2 separate regions of the Homo sapiens genome follow, and region 2 is linked to region 1. A link is an interaction called in ENCODE POLR2A ChIA-PET data of the cell type or tissue named here. Cell type or tissue: PC-3. All regions are shown on one strand. Links, peaks and the distances in the headings refer to the core of each region. The heading gives the core; the rest is flanking DNA.

Region 1 (2,924 bases), core at 250-2,749:
TTTTGAATTTCAGAATTAAAAATAAAAGAATTTCCTCTAGTGGTATTGTCCACTTTGTTCTGAAGAGCTGGCTGCAGCTGCCTTTTAAACCCTCTCCCTAAGTTACTCTAGCTCAAGCTGTATCTCTTGGGAATATTTCAGGGGAGGGAATTAAAGAGGGAGCATTTTCAAAATTCTCTCAACTAATGTTTGTGTGCCAATATTCTTTAATACCTTTAAGAGCTACCCCAACTCCATTATTATTAAATTGCCCTTGTTTAAAATTACCAACCTACTTTTGTTTTCTGTCTTTCATATTACTATGCTATCCCTGTAGTTTCCTATCCCAGGTGATGTGGCACTATAACTTAGTACTATCAAAGGATTATATGGCCTCATCTTGAATCATCTTCAAAGAACATTACAAATATCTAGAAATACACTATCCACATCTAAGTTCTTATGTCATTTAGCATTCATTTAAAATTTTAATCTAAAATTATCAGTTTTTAAATTTAGTATTTAAATTTACATTGATTTCTAAATTGCTTTCAAAATATACATTATATAATCTATAATTAATGTTAGCTGTCTCTATTTAATTATGTTAAGCTTAATCTTAAAAAATTAAAAATCTTTTTTTTTCCTTGAGGCAGGGTCTCGCTCTGTCTTCCAGGCTGGATGTAGTGGCATGATCACAGCTTGCTGCCACCTTGACCTCCTGGATGCAAGTGATCCTCCTACCTCAGTCTCCTGAGTAGCTGGAACTCTAGGGGCACACCACCATGCCTGGCTAATATTTCTGTTTTTCTGTAGAGACAGGGGTCTTGCTATGTTACTCAGGCTGGTCTCAAACTCCTGGGCTCAAGCAGTCCTCCCATCTCAGCCTCCCAAAGTGCTGGGATTACAGGCATGAGCCACTGTGTCCAGCCTAAAATTAAAAATCCTAATTTTAAAAAATATTCCAGAAGCATCTACAAAATAAAAGTTCTCATTAAGACCAGGCATAGTGGCCCACACCTATAATCCCAGCATTTTGAGAGGTCAAGGTGGGAGGATCGCTTGAGCCCAGGAGTTTGGGACCAGCCTGGGCAACATAGCGAGATCCCGTGTCTACAAAAAATTAGCCAGGTGTGGTGGTTTACTCCTGTAGTCTCAGCTACTCGGGAGGCTGAGGCAGGAGGATGGCTTGAGCCCAGGAGATCAAGGCTGCAGCAAGCTGTGATTGCACCACTGCACTCCAGCCCAGGTGACAGAGCAAGACCCTGTCTCAAAAATAAATAAATAAATAAATAAATAAATAATCTCATTGAATTTAGAGATCATGAAAACCAAAGAAAAGAGATAGGAAAGAGAGCCAGAAATATAGGATTTCCTTTTTATTCTTTTGGTTCTTTTTCATCCTGTTGCCTGATTCTAATCCCCTGTGCCTCAGCTCAAGGACCAATGTTTATTTCAAGCGTGGCCTGTTACCTAGAACAAATGTCAGCAAACTCTTCACCCTTCTCTAAGCATTAATCATGAGAATTCTCGGCAGTCCTGTGAAACTGGAGGAAAGTAGGAGAGAGAAGAGGGGGAGAGACAAAAATAAGATGCACGTAATGAAGTGTCCCCAGTGGCTAACTAGGGACCACTTTTGGCCTCAAGTCTCTTTCCCTGGAACCTGGTTCCATATCAGCTGTGATATTGGACAATCTCTTTTTGCTTTGGTTTCCTTATCTGTACAGTTTGGAGGAAGGTGATAATAGTACCTGCCTCACAAGACTGTGTAAGGAAACATAATGTATATTGGACAATTCCTGTCCTAAGCAAGTGTCCAGATGGGATTGTCTGTTGGCCACTACTGGGGAGAGAGTGCAGTGCGATGACTAGAACACACAACCTCAGGTCCACCATGGATGTCTTTAGGGAGTTATTTAACTGCTCTAAACTCAATTTCTCATCTGTGAAATGGGTATAATAATACTTGTCTCATAGGATTATTATGAAGATAAAGTGGGTTGACACATGAGAGGTGATTAATACACATTAGTTATTATGGTCATCATTATTATATTCAGCACAATCACTACAAAAATAAATTCAGCAATTACTGATTTAAATATAGATTGCATTATAAGCTGCTTGTGTCTGTGAGCATACATTCTTAATTGTAGTGTAGGTTCTCCCATGCAAAATCTTGATTGCCAAATTGCAAGCTATTAATAGATTCAAAGCACTATACTACCAGCTGGCTTATTTTCCTTGTTAATCATTTAATAAATTATATTTGCATAAACTGAAAGGATAGTTCCATAAATAGAAACTCATTAATGAGAATGTAGTGTGAAAGGATCCAAAATTTAAAATTTCTTTAAAAACATTTCAATCATAAGCTTTGTTTCCTTCCCAAAATAGTGTGTTAGCCTAGCAAGGGGCCATTATTTGAAGAAAGTATGTGTCTTCATTACTGAAGTAGAAGACATGATAAATTAAGAGGATAATTGACTTTAGCCTCTTCAAATAAAAATAAATAAATAAAAACCACTAGTTTGTGCTGATACTACCAAGCAGATAAAAAGGAAAGAAACAGCAGGAAGCATCGGACCCTAGTTTGTAATCTCTGACTGAAAAGTTCATGAAATGTTTAATCAAGTTTTATTCATGATTGTATATCTTGCCTATATTGAGAATGCATGCATGTACTTACTTGTTTTTGCACAAGTAATGTTTAGTTGGATAAAACTGTAAAATATCATACTAAAGATGCTAAGTTACAACCAGTTCTGTAGAAGCATTTCTAGAACTTTAAATTCGATCTCTGCATACAGGACTGTGATGTGCCCAGTAAAAATCCATGCACTAAATATTTACAATTTTGGGGGGATTATGTTGACAGAATTTCATAAAACTTTCCGTTACATCTGTGACTATTTGATCATAACTAAACATTGGATACATAGGAA
Region 2 (2,924 bases), core at 108-2,607, 340 kb before region 1:
GAAACAGGTTAGGGACAAATTGCCCAGGGCTTCAGACCCATGCTAAGCATTTTGATTTTGTTTTGTTTTGTTTTTGAGGTGGAGTCTCTCTCTGTCGCCAGGCTGGAGTGCAATGGCACAATTTCGGCTCCCTGCAACCTTCACCTCCCAGGTTCAAGCAATTCTCTGCCTCAGCCTCCCGAGTAGCTGGGACTACAGGCGCAGGCCACCACGCCCAGCTAATTTTTTTGTATTTTTAGTAGAGATGAGGTTTCACCATGTTGGCCAGGATGGTCTTGATCTCCTGACCTCGTGATCTGCCTGCCTTGGCCTTCCAAAGTGCTGGGATTTCAGGTGTGCATTTTGGTTTTATCCTAAGTACTCTTCAGTGAGTTTTCAAGAAGAGAGTGATGTGACAAGATATGCAATTTAGAAACATCACAGTATGAATGGAGACCAGGGGCACTCTGTTGCAATAGCAATGTGAAAGAAGATGGCAGTGTGGACCAGGATGGTAGCACTGGAGAAGAGTAAGTGGGCAGGCTTGAGAGATACTCAAGATGTTGAGTTCATAGACTTGTGACTTAGATCAGGGAGATGAGTAGGAGGCCGACCTGAGTTTTATGGGGTCTGAAGCTCATGGAACTGGAGAGCTCTTTCAGAAATGGATACTGGATATGGGAAGGTCCCAGGATGACTGTCCAGGTCCTAGGCATTTTATACAGGCACAATGAGGTATGTACAGAGAAGAGGAGGTATCTCTTCTCTGCACCTCTTTTTATTAAGAAGCCACACTTTTCTCAGAATCCTCCCCAGCATTCCTTTCATGCGTAGGAAATTGGGTAGAAAATTAGATAATTCCTTCCAGTTCTGAGACTCAGTGATTGTGGTGGGAACAAAACATTTTAGGAAGCACAATTCTCATCAGCAAGCTGAGAAGACAATCCACATCTGTACTCTAGTGACAAGATATAATTATTGTTCAATAAGATACTTTTGATATAATTATGCTGGGACAACAGGGATAAACGAAAGCTGTCCTTGACAAATTGGAACAATGACCACTCTATCTCTTATGGACATACGTGACTGGGTGAGTTCCCTCTCTTCTTCCCACCTCTGAGCTGTCTTCCCTGCCCTTGTATCCCTGCTGCTGGGCTATGACTCATCTTCCTCACTGACCACAGTTGGCACCTCTTTTCCGTCAGCTGACTGGCACTGCAGCATTTTCCACTGGGGCAAGGAGAAGGCATGAGCTGTAAGCTCTCAGAAATAATCAGGAGCATGGGGATTGTTAGCCTTGCTTCTGATGGAACCCAGACTCAGGCTGGGAAATTATTGACAGGATGTAGTTGGCTAGGAGATAGTGTCTTTCCAAGTGAGCCGAGAGAACACTGGTCCCTGAATATGCTCCAGGAGAAAGGGATTCTGTCTGGACAAATGCTGAAAAATGCACCCCTAAAGAGTCTTAGTACACGCTAGTATATATAAAAGGCTATTGAGAAGTCCTACAGTGAAAAAATGCAAAAAACTCAGGTTTTGTCCACAACTGTGCAAGACTTGGGCATCCTTTTTAAACATACACACCCCACACCACTGATAAATATCCCAAAGAATAGACTTGGAGAAACTTTTTAAAAAGAAGACACATTAACATCAAGCCAGGAAGGCCAAGAAATGGGGAGACAAATAGAATGGCCCAACATACTAGAATACTCCTAGAGTCAATGTGCTGGTTATTAACATATCTTAGCATCCCTGGGGATGAGCCACACATGAGTTCATGGGATTGATTCTTCATCCAAATGTTGCTTGAGTTATTGGATTGGTCTGTTGCCTCCTAAGAACGTTGGTTCCTTTCAAAATAGGTCAAGGAGTGATGATTGACAAGGACAACTTCTCTCACCCTTAAATTTGTTGGGGTTTCCAAAATTTGAAGAAGCGGTATAAACTCTCTAGGTGTTCCTGGAAGCATGAGATTGCTTATTAAGGCATCAGTTTGCAAAATTTGGAAGTAAAGCTAAAAAGTGAAACAGAGTGAAGGAGCAAAAAGATAGGGTTGGATAAACCAGTTTTAAAATTGCGGCTTAACTGTACAACCTTTGGCAAATGATTTAACCTTTCTGAATCTCAGTTTCCATATATGTAAAAATACTTCACTTGTAGGATAATGCAAGCATTAGAAATAACATGTCTTATTCATGAATTATCATTGTGAAAATATAGAAAGTGTATGCTTAATGCAAAGAAAATGTTCAGTTAACAAAAGCTTTCCTATTATTTCAAATAACAGAAAAGAATCTGCAGTAGATTCCTATGGTTCAGGAAGGCATACTCTGTTCATGGAGCAGAAGGAGCAGAGTGGATGATTCAAACTGTCATGTATATTAATGCTATTGCCTTGCAAATTACAAGGCAGTTAGGAAAACATTTATCTTCCTTCTCATGAGGTTAAAATTGTTTTTAAGAATAAATATTTATTCCGTGCTATAAATATCTTCTAAAGTGTCATGTCACCTTTTTTGTCTTGCTAATATAAGGCATAGCTTGGATGCTGGAATTACTGCCAGGTTAAAATCTCAGCTCTACTCCTTGCTATCTGCATGACCTTAAGCAAGTAAACAAAACATGTTACCCCTCAGTGTCTCACTTTCCCATCCTCAAAATAAGGACAATAATATTATTTATCTCAGATTCGTTTTTACGATTCTTGTGAGAATTTAATTAAACAATGCACTGTGCTGTGAATATAGTTAAGAAAGAATCTGTTTTGTATTGTTATTATTGGCATCTCAATGCTTTAGAAATTTTTTTTTGTTTGAAAATTGTTACTCCAATTTCTTTCTGGATGCTAGGAGAAATCCTTACCAATTGGATGTGAGACAAAATTAAACAATGATTTTCTTTATTCAATATCTTCTTTTCCCTCACTTGTTGCCTCTGGC

Evidence for each region. Peaks named below come from ENCODE experiments on the same cell type or tissue, not always from the same donor. Only the 100,000 strongest peaks of a DNase experiment are listed, where the experiment ranks them.
Region 2: POLR2A ChIA-PET joins it to region 1 with 5 read pairs; 2 of 35 experiments call an interaction of 5 or more read pairs at or near these places.

The regions. Positions count from the first base shown.
Region 1 is chr5:96,723,572-96,726,495 of GRCh38, forward strand. The region is part of intron 4 of CAST (calpastatin); the gene reads left to right. Among named protein-coding and RNA genes, the nearest start is that of CAST, 63 kb to the left of the region's middle. In PC-3, for the core only: no CTCF peak of the experiment used is centred there; no DNase peak of the experiment used is centred there.
Region 2 is chr5:96,383,391-96,386,314 of GRCh38, forward strand. The region is part of intron 4 of LOC101929710 (a long non-coding RNA gene); the gene reads left to right. It also overlaps a transcript of CAST not described here. Among named protein-coding and RNA genes, the nearest start is that of PCSK1, 48 kb to the right of the region's middle. In PC-3, for the core only: no CTCF peak of the experiment used is centred there; a DNase peak (open chromatin) is centred at 1,151.